Linked DNA regions of Homo sapiens: region 2 is linked to region 1. A link is a contact called in ENCODE Hi-C or POLR2A ChIA-PET data. All regions are on one chromosome and are shown on one strand. The core of a region is the stretch at or near the end of the contact, and the rest is flanking DNA. Distances in the headings are between cores, read along the strand shown.

Evidence for each region. A loop is a pair of places that touch in the nucleus more often than their neighbours do. ChIA-PET counts read pairs that join two places held with the same protein, here RNA polymerase II (POLR2A). Pooled maps may share reads with other maps.
Region 2: a loop to region 1 is called in a pooled map, with 2.1 times the contacts of the local background. The contact joins two enhancer-like sites. A Hi-C loop is called at or near these places in 1 of 50 pooled maps. POLR2A ChIA-PET finds 5 or more read pairs at or near these places in 2 of 52 experiments (GM10248 and PC-9).

What each region holds. Positions count from the first base shown.
Region 1 is chr6:56,539,910-56,544,765 of GRCh38, forward strand. The region is part of intron 61 of DST (dystonin); the gene reads right to left. Among named protein-coding and RNA genes, the nearest start is that of COL21A1, 290 kb to the left of the region's middle. RefSeq lists enhancers at 2,282-3,047, 2,752-3,171. Within about 2 kb of position 2,947, at least 40 of the 41 ENCODE cell types and tissues checked have a DNase peak (open chromatin) inside an H3K27ac peak, as active enhancers do.
Region 2 is chr6:56,657,633-56,662,488 of GRCh38, forward strand. The region is part of intron 10 of DST (dystonin); the gene reads right to left. Among named protein-coding and RNA genes, the nearest start is that of DST-AS1, 180 kb to the right of the region's middle. Within about 2 kb of position 2,864, at least 4 of the 41 ENCODE cell types and tissues checked have a DNase peak (open chromatin) inside an H3K27ac peak, as active enhancers do.

The DNA.
Region 1 (4,856 bases), core at 1,697-4,196:
AATAAATCCAATATAATGGCTCTTAAATGGCAGTGTCTTTACCACAATTTGTGTAAAAGCCTAACATTAACATATATTCACAGTGGAGGCCTTCTAAATGAAGGGGAATGGCCACCATCTGCACAATCAATAACAGGACCCTGAACAGCTGGGAATATCAATTCTTCTCCAAAACAGTCCCTATTAATTTGTTATAATTATCCATTTATCAATATGTGGCATCTTGCAGGGTGCTAGTCAAACCTCCAAAACAAAAGTGTGGATTTCATTATTATTAGAAACACTAGTGACCACTCTGAAACAGAACCACAAACTTTTAGCAGAACCGCAAACTTTTGACACTGCAGAGTTTCATATTTCCATGAATTACCTGAACCAACTGAAAGCCATTGCAGACTGTGTCCAATATTCCTGCCTGGGCCCCTGTTTTTCTGGGTGCTGCTTTCTTTCTTGCTGATACGAATTTCAGGGAGAACTTCTTATAGAGCATTTCGCTCTCCTGGGCAGAAAGAGGAGCCTCCACTTCCTCTTTAGATGCAATGTTGCATTCTCCTGAATCATATTGTGTCAAAAGTGTCACATTTTCTACTAAGCTGGTGCTACCACAATCTACATCACTCTCCCCTAGATCTGTGTGAGAGAGATCTAAATCTTGAGGGGAATCCTTCAAGAGTTCCCTACTTTGTGCTGTGATTTGGGATTCTCCAGGTCCGTATGTTTCGTCCTCTTCTCCAAGGTTAAAAATATGCTCATTTTCTCTATTTCTTGGCATAATTAATGGGTCACACTTCACAGGGCTCTCTTTCAAATTATTCTGCAGGCAACAATTTTCATCGTGGATTTCCCTTTGACCATTTACATGTTTTGCTTCCTCTAGTGGAGAAACATCATGTAAAATCATTTTGAAATTTTCATCAGGGTGGGCACTTTGACATGAAAGCAGTGGGATTTTCTGTTCGCTAATGGAATTAACAGAAAAAAATGGTCTGTATTGGTCTGTTACAAGAATATCTTCAGTAGAAGACAAACTTTTAATTCGTGACTGGTCTCCAGTTAAAATGCCCTGTTTTTCTTCCCTCTCTGCTGGAGGGCTACATAAACCAGAGTCATCCTCCTCCGAAGTGAGAGAATTAGTACCCCATCTGCACTTGCTGGCCTTGGTAACAGCATCTGACATATCAGCAGGTTCAACAAAAGAGCTTTCACTTTTGTTTGCATAATCCATAAAATTGGCCGGGACAAACATTCGCCATGACCGTCTATGCTCTTTCTTTTCCGCATGAGATTTGGCTTTAGGTAATCCTGTGGTTCGAATGATATCACTATTTAGTTTGAGTGCATCAAAGATCATCTTTTCATCTAGTTTGTTAGCTTCCCGACCTCTCAGCTCAAATACACTGGAAGAAGTAAGGGCACCATTAGAGCATAAAGAACTAACATCCAGTGTTCTGTGACTGTAGGGTAAAGTTCGATCTGTAAAATGCCTGGAAGATAGACTACCTTTTGAACCAGAGTCTATCTGTTCATTTAGTCTAACAGTATCATAGATTGACCGCTGTGGGACGTAACAGTCTTCGATATTTAGGTCCTCCTCTTCTTCACCCTTCCCTACACATGGGGGATTCTGACGTAAACAGTCTGGTCTGCTGAGTGGCTTCCCCATTTTGCAGATAGTTAAAACAAATATTGCAGCTCTTGACACAGATAAGAAATAAGATAAAGCATCTTCCAAAAAAGTATACTTCTGAACAGAGCTATGGAGTGTCTTTAGCATAAAGACACATGCTCAAATAATATATTTCATAATACATGAGGTGTTTAAGGTCATCAGCAGTGCATCAGTATAAATGCAACTATCCTTTTACCTGGTTGATTTTAGGATGATTCTAAACAATAAAGTGCATCAATAACAGAGAACAAAAATCTCCTTTGTCCACCTTTCCCAGCTCCCAAAGTCCCCGTTCACACACTCCAAAACACAGAAAATAAACAAACACACACTTAACAGTGGCTCAAACACTCAGAACATTCCATTGTCAGTCCATTTCCCTTTTTAGTCTGATATTTCCAGATTAAAATTTCCAAATGAGCAAGCATTTTAACAGCCTGAATGTTAATTTCGGCAGAGCTCTGGTTAACTGTAATCCACTTAAAGATGGCTTGCAGAACTCCACCATTCTGGTAAATAAACCATGCTCCAGAAATTTAAAAGACAAACACAGGGACCTGGTATTGTTCACATCAAGGCACAGAACAAATCTTCAGAGAAAAATAAGTTAAGTCTAACGTTATGAGAAAGTTACATTTTTCTTTTACTTTTTTTTTTTGGAGGGGGGAGTAGCTATAAATAAACTTGATTGAAAAGGCAGGTTTTCTTCCTGTTTTAAGCTTCTTCAATGCTATTCAGAACTACTCAAAGGAAGAAAGAAAAAAACACCAGACTTTTAGACACCCAGGGCAGTACAATCCAGCAACCGTTTAAAGTAAACAGAAAGCATGGTGTACTACTAAGCTTCTTTAAAAAAAAAAAAAAAAAAAAAAAAAAAGCCATTTCCAAAGATTCTTATCTGGTCCTCCTTAGGAAGGCTTATTCCACCTGAGGCAATTGCAGCAACGAAGAGCTCCGCGGCTTCCTCTAAGGCACAGGCAGCGTAATTCACATTGAGCAGAAAACCCAGGGACTACATTAGCCTTTGAAACTGAACCAAGTTCTGTGGCCGCGGTATGGCCTTCATTTCAGCTGGGGCTAGAGAGAGACGGTGGCGGTGGAGGCAGCAGAAAGAACTCCGGAAGGGAGCTCCGGGGCTGTCCGCGGCTCCTCAGGGCAGCACGGTGCCGGGCAGGCATGCTCTCCAGCCAGGGCGCTTGCAGCAACGCCCTCTCTCTTCAGGCACCATCTGCTGCGTCTCTGGGCCTGCCGGGCGTTCCGGAGCCGCAGCTCTCTACCACTTCGGTGCTACGCCCTCCCGTGACTTAACTTCGCAGTCATCTTTCGCTTCTTCCCGGGAGTCGGCGAGCGGTTTCAGTGGGAGGTACCTCGAAGCCGAGAGGCTGCAATGTAACAGCTTGTGGTGACATCAGCGCAAAGCAGGCCGAGTCCGGCCACTGGGGAGAGGGACAGCTCAGGTTCAAACACCGCGGAAACCCCGCCGACTACTTCAAAATGGGAGGGGATCCGTAGGGCTTGCGGAGGCAGAACCTGGCACCGGGAGATCCGCGAAGAAATTATTTTGTGAAGGTCCAGAGACCGCACTCATTTGAATACTAAATGGGAAAAGGGGGGCTACATAGGTCCCTATCCTTCAGTTGAAACCGCACTTTTACACTGAAGAATCTGATGCTTCAGCAGTATCTGCGATGCAAAGTGCAGATCACTTTGAAGTCGAGAGTGTTTTGCCGTTCCCTTTTGAAGCCCAAGTTCAAATCTAACTGTTCTCCAGAGTAAAGTATTCCTACCAGTGAGGGGCTCTCAGCACTGCTGACATGAATATTAGTAGTTACTAATAACCATACAGTACTCTTGAGGTTAACACAAGGCCCAAGAGTGGTACTCACTGACTCCAGATATTTAATAAACAAAATCACCTCCACAGATTTTTATCTACTGAACACCCTTCTAAAAATACTGTTTGAAAATAAATTCAGCAAGCCAACTCTTAGTCTTTGTAGGAAATTTAATAGTTTTATTTAAATAAAATCTAAACATTCTCTATTTTACAAAATAAGAAACATCGTCAGAGTGTCAGTTACAAATGAAGCGGTCTTTCTTCAATCTCATAAAATAATCATTTGAACATGAACAAAACTGTGCTAACTCCAAATGAAGAAGGCAGTTCTAGTAAAAACAACTTTATACTTTCTTTGTTAATTTTACAGAAAAGATGTGGGAGGAAACTTTTGTGCCTTTAATGAGAAAACGTTATCTCAATATTCATTCGATAAATCTAAGAGTTGAATCTTTTTTAAAAAAATCTTTTCATAATGAAAACTCTATCGGTAACTCATCCATTCAACAATTATTAGATTATTAGATGCAACTCAGTATGTGGCCATCATTAAGTTGACTAGATATATGACTATCTATAAAGAAAAAGAGATTTAAAAATATCCATCCACATCACAATATCAATGCCAATTTTTCATGTTCAAGACGTGAAATATTTCAACAAGCACCTGATTCTGTGGTGTTCAAGCACACAGGCTGTAATAAGGCACTGATAAGAGAAAGAAAAATGGTCTCATACTTACCACGCTTGAACAGTGGATTGGGCACTAGACTGGGAAATAGTAGAGGCCAAGAGTCTTACTCCCAGCTGCCGCTCTCTTGATATGTAAGCTTAGAAAACTACTTATTCATGGCAATATGAATAATAAAGTTTCCTTGAGATCTCTGAGTGCCTTTCTCTAAACACTCTAAGATCCTTACAGAACTTTTCATAATAAAGAATGGCTCTAATTCAGTTCACCTTAGACTCTAACTCTGAATCATTAGCACAATATTATTCTAGGCTTATGAAAAGCTAAGAGGAGCAACATATAACCTCACATTTGAGGTGGGTAGTACATTTTTAAAACTGCACAAATAATTCATTCATAAATTAAATGATTCAAAAAAATAGCACTCACTGTCTGCCAAACAACATGTAAGCACTGGAAAAATGATGTTGTAAAGACATAGCCACCACTGTCCTTACACCACTTACACTAGAATGGGAATGTGAATGAGAAAATGGCCATGACACAGTTCGGAAGTAAACAGTGCTATGGGAAAATATTCCCTAGTTAATTGAGTTCAAGTATACACCACTTATTTAATAACTAAATTCCTTTTTTATTGAACTGATTTTTATATTGAT
Region 2 (4,856 bases), core at 1,614-4,113, 120 kb after region 1:
ATGAAAAGAGCTCTGGAGATGGATGGCGGTGATGGTTGTACAACAAAGTAAATGTACTTAATGCCACTTAACTATCAACTTAAAACTGATTAAGATGGTAAATTTTATGCACCTTATCACAATCTAATTTTTTTATTATTTATTTTTTTTGAGACAAGAGTCTCACTCTGTCATCCACCCTGGAGTGCAGTGGTGCAATCTCAGCTCACTGCAACCTCAGCCTCCCAGGTTCTAGCAATTCTCCTGCCTCAGCCTCCCAAGTAGTTGGGATTACAGGCACCTACCACCATGCCCAGCTAATTTTTGTATTTTTAGTAAAGACGGGGTTTCGCCATGTTGGCCAGGCTGGTCTCGAACCCCTGACCTCAAGTGATCCACTCGCCTCGGCCCCCCCAACTGCTGGTATTATAGGCATGAGACACTGCGCCTGGCCGTAATTCTTTTTTTTTGACATGGAGTCTCACTCTGTCGCCAGGCTGGAGTGCAGTGGCGCAATCTCGGCTCACTGCAACCCCCGCCTCCTGGGTTCAAGCGATCCTCCTGCCTCAGCCCAGCCTCCCGAGTAGCTAGGAATTCTTTAAATTTTTAAAAAACAGTTTTTACATATTTGAGAGAAAAGCCTAAATTGAGGTGGAACACACACACAAAGCACAGAGCTGTGAGTCAGGTGTCCTGTGATTTAGTCCTAATTTGCTCTCTGACTTTGGACACACATCCTGCAACCTGTGTCTCAGTTCTTTCTGCAGAAAATGAGTATCAAGAATTACAGAAGTTAGAACAAAAATCACGTACAGAGCATCTGGAAATGTGTATGAGTATGGGAGGGGGGACATTATGGGCTGGTTATAGCATAAGGTTCAAAGAACTCAACTGATTTACCCAAGATCTCAAGAGATTTACGTGAAAGTAGTTGTGAAACTTAGTATAAAGGGCAATGTGCGCAGGTTACCAAAACGTATCTATCAGCATAAAAACAACACCATAAAAGGGTAATCGGAGAAGACAACCTGATGCTTTGGTATGCTACATAGAAATAATTCTTCCCAGTCAAAAAACTAGCAAGTTCATTCATTTATTCATTCACTCAATATTTAATATGCATTTACCATGTTCCAGGAAGTAAGGCACTGAGAACAGCCACTGTGCATATGGAGAGCTCAGAGCTCCAAAGGGAGCTCAGGAGTAAACCAGGAGAAAACCTGGTGGAAGAGCACTCAGGTGATGAAAAAAGGCATGCATAGGTCTGTGGTTGAAGGGCACAGGACTACAAGGAGACCAGTGCATGAGTGGGGAGCCAGCAGCCAGGGGAACATGGTAAGACATGGCTCTGGATGTGTGGCAAAGGGCCAAGACAATGCAGACTCTCATGAACGTCTTAAAGGATTGTAAACTTTTTCCCCAATAGCTATGAAAAGCCATCAAAATGCATTAAGGAGGATTAGAAGAGATTAAATGATCAGATCTGGGGGTGGACAGAGAAAAAAATTTAAATGGTCAAAGAACTCCCACAGAATCCAGTTAAGTGGCTATGGTGGCTTGCAGAAGAATGTGGCAGCAGTGGATAAAAAGTGGCCAAGTCAGGAGATATTGAGAAAGTCAAATCTACAGAACCCAGTTATATGACAATGGTTATAGTAATTAGGGCTGTAAGCATGGATGAGAGACAACACAGAGAGAAAAGAAAAAGTCCAACAGGCAATCTTGAAAAACTCGAGTGTTTACTGGCCTTGTGAAAGAGGCCAAGTTTACAGAGGGAACTAAGCAGGAGCAGACAAGAAGTGGGAGAAAAACCAGGAGTACAGTGTCATAAAAGCTAAAGGAGAGAGTATTTCAAGAAGAAAAGAATGGCCAATAGGGTGAAATACTAAAATGTAAGGAAGAGGAGGCCTGAAAAATATCCACTGGATTTAGCTATACAGAAGTCACCCATGACCCAAGAATAAGTGTTTTAATGAATTATGGGGTAAGAGACTAGATTAGTATGTGTTGAAGAATGAGTATGAAGTGAAGAAATGATGGAGGATATTGCCACCTCTTCTGAGGACTTTGGCCTTGAAGGAAAGGAATGATATAAGGTAGTAGCTGGAATAAAGCATGCAGTTAAGGGAGAGTGTTTTTGTTGATTGTTGTTTTATTAACAGAAGAGGCTGCAACATGCTTAAAATCCAATAAGAAAGATCTATTGAAGGAAAAAGATGAATATATACAAGAAAGGTTTCTAAGGCAATGACAGAGATAAGATCCAGGGCACAGCAGGAGGGGACAGGCTTTGGGTAGGTGGAGAGAGGACTCCTGTGTTGAACAGCAGCAGCGGGGGTGAGGATGGATGCAGAAGAAGATAGGTTTGTGTCTTTGGTAGCAAAAAAGACTTTCTACTTGTTGGCTTCAATTTTCTCTGAGAGTAGGAGTCTAGATCACCTGTTAACACTGAGAAAAGGTGGTGGGAGGAGGTGCTGTGAGGAAGAGAAGGGTTAATCATACAGATAGAAAAAGACTGCTGGCCAGAACCATTTGAGGCTGGTGATAATGAAGTTCTAATGAAATCAATCTACCCTGAAGTATCGCTTTCTCTGGTGTGCTTCCTGTGTGGGGACATGCACAGACAAAGCACATGGCTGGGTTCATACAGGCTCAGCCTTTGCTGGCAAAATAGTACATACTCAGCAGTTTGCAAGGAATTGAAAAGGGATTGTGTGGAAGTGTAAAACAAAACAAAAACAAAAACAAGCCTCACTCCATTCCTAAAGATCATTTTTAGAACACCCTCTATACTACAGAACAACCCACACAGAGGTGACTGAAGACACATATGCCACTTAACATCTGCTTTTCAAAAGATCATATGCCTCACTTATCCTATGATAGCAGAGAAGTTACCGTAACAAATTCCTGAAGATGACTGTTTCGATTAAATCATGCTCAGACTTAGCATGTCCTTACTGTTCTTATTGGTGCAAAAAGCACCTCACCTTGCAATCACCAAAAAAAAAAAAAGAAAAAAAAAAAAAGGCCTGCGTAACTCAGTGTAGACATCCCTTCATGCTCATATTTGGGCACAGATTAGCAACAAGCTATGAAGGTAATTTTCCCTTGTTCTCAAAACTAGGTGCCTGAGTTTTTTCAAACATTCTTTTTTTTTTTTCTACAAAGTGACTCTCCATTAACAACAAGGTAGACAGCAAAGATGAGAAACAGTATATTTTTTTCTACAAAGTGACTCTCCATTAACAACAAGGTAGACAGCAAAGATGAGAAACAGTATATTTATAGCAAGCTTAGTTAGTACTTCAAGGTTAGAGTCTAACAAATTCAATAATTAAAACATATCTAATGAATTATGACTTTCTCACTTCACAAAGAACAATCAATCCCATTAACAGCCTAAATTTTAATGAATACAGAGAATGGTATTGATGTTGATAGAGAAGTAACTCCTCCAGTACCTATATTTTAGTGAATAAAAGGAAAATTTAAGTAAACTTTAGTGACTAATAAGGATAAATACACCCTCCCCAAAAAGGGGGTAGTGGGAATCAATTTATTTTTATTATGGTAGAAAACTAAATCTCAAACTACTTCATATCACAGGCTAAGATGATAATGTGAATAATCAAGTCAAAATACAAGAAGTGTTAAAACAAATAGATGAACCTATCAAAGAAAAACAGATAGAGTTACATATACCGGCTGCTCCTGTAATGTAAAAGAAATCTTCATGTGAGAGAAAGGTAAGAGAATGCTAAAGGGAAACATGACAAAGGCAGGACTTGTCAAGTTTCTAAGTAAGGAGAGTTTTGATCAAAACCCATCTTCCCTCAAGCTTTACAGCCCTATTGTTAGTGGATCAGTGGCAGCATGCGGGGGGAGGGGAAACTCATGTTGATTACATACTTCCTAAATCTCTAGGAGAGTGATAGGCACTCTCATAAGCTAACTCAAGACAGCCCCACTCTAACAGTTTTTTTTTTTTTGAGGCTGAGTTTCACTCTTGTTGCCCAGGCTGGAGTGCAATGGTGCCATCTCAGCTCACTGCAACCTCCGCCTCCCAGGTTCAAGCGATTCCCCTGCCTCAGCCTCCTGAGTAGCTGGGATTACAGGCACCTGCCACCAGGCCTGGCTAACTTTTTGTATTTTTAGTAGAGCCGCCGTTTCTCCATGTTGGCCAGGATGGTCTTGAACTCCTGACCTCGGGTGATCCGCCCGCCTTGGCCTCCCAAAGTGCTGGGATTACAGGTGTGAGTCACCGCGCCCGGCCGACCCTCTAACTTTTTAAATGATCACATCACTGAAATTTGTCAACTTACTTCGTCACTTTTCCCCCTAAACTCGTAATACATGCATGCTTAGACTAACAGCTTGCACATCAAACTGAGTGAAACATAGGCCTTCAATTTCATCACGGGCACATCTTTAAAAGCTGAAAAGAAATAATTTTATGAATGAAAGGGCAAAGTAAAAGAAAGAATAGAAAAAAAAGAGTGGGGCTTAGACCTGCTAAAAGGTAATTAACAAGTTAAGAAGTGTTTCTTTCTCAAAGGCATCATGGAGGGGAAACAGTGCAGAAGAGGTATGCATCAGTACAACTCTTTTGGCAGACAATTCAGAAGTACGTCTCAAAATTTTAAATGTAATACCCTTTGTCCCAGCAATTCCACTTCCAGGACCTTATCCTATGGATATATTCACATGCCTCACAAAGACACATACAAAGTTCAGTACAACAGTTTTAAAAGCAAAAAACAACATAATATCCATCAATAAGGCACTCTAAACAAAATGTTATACACATACAATAGAATACCATATGGTATTTTTTAAAAATCACAGATACAAGAAAAAGTAGGACTGTGGTAACA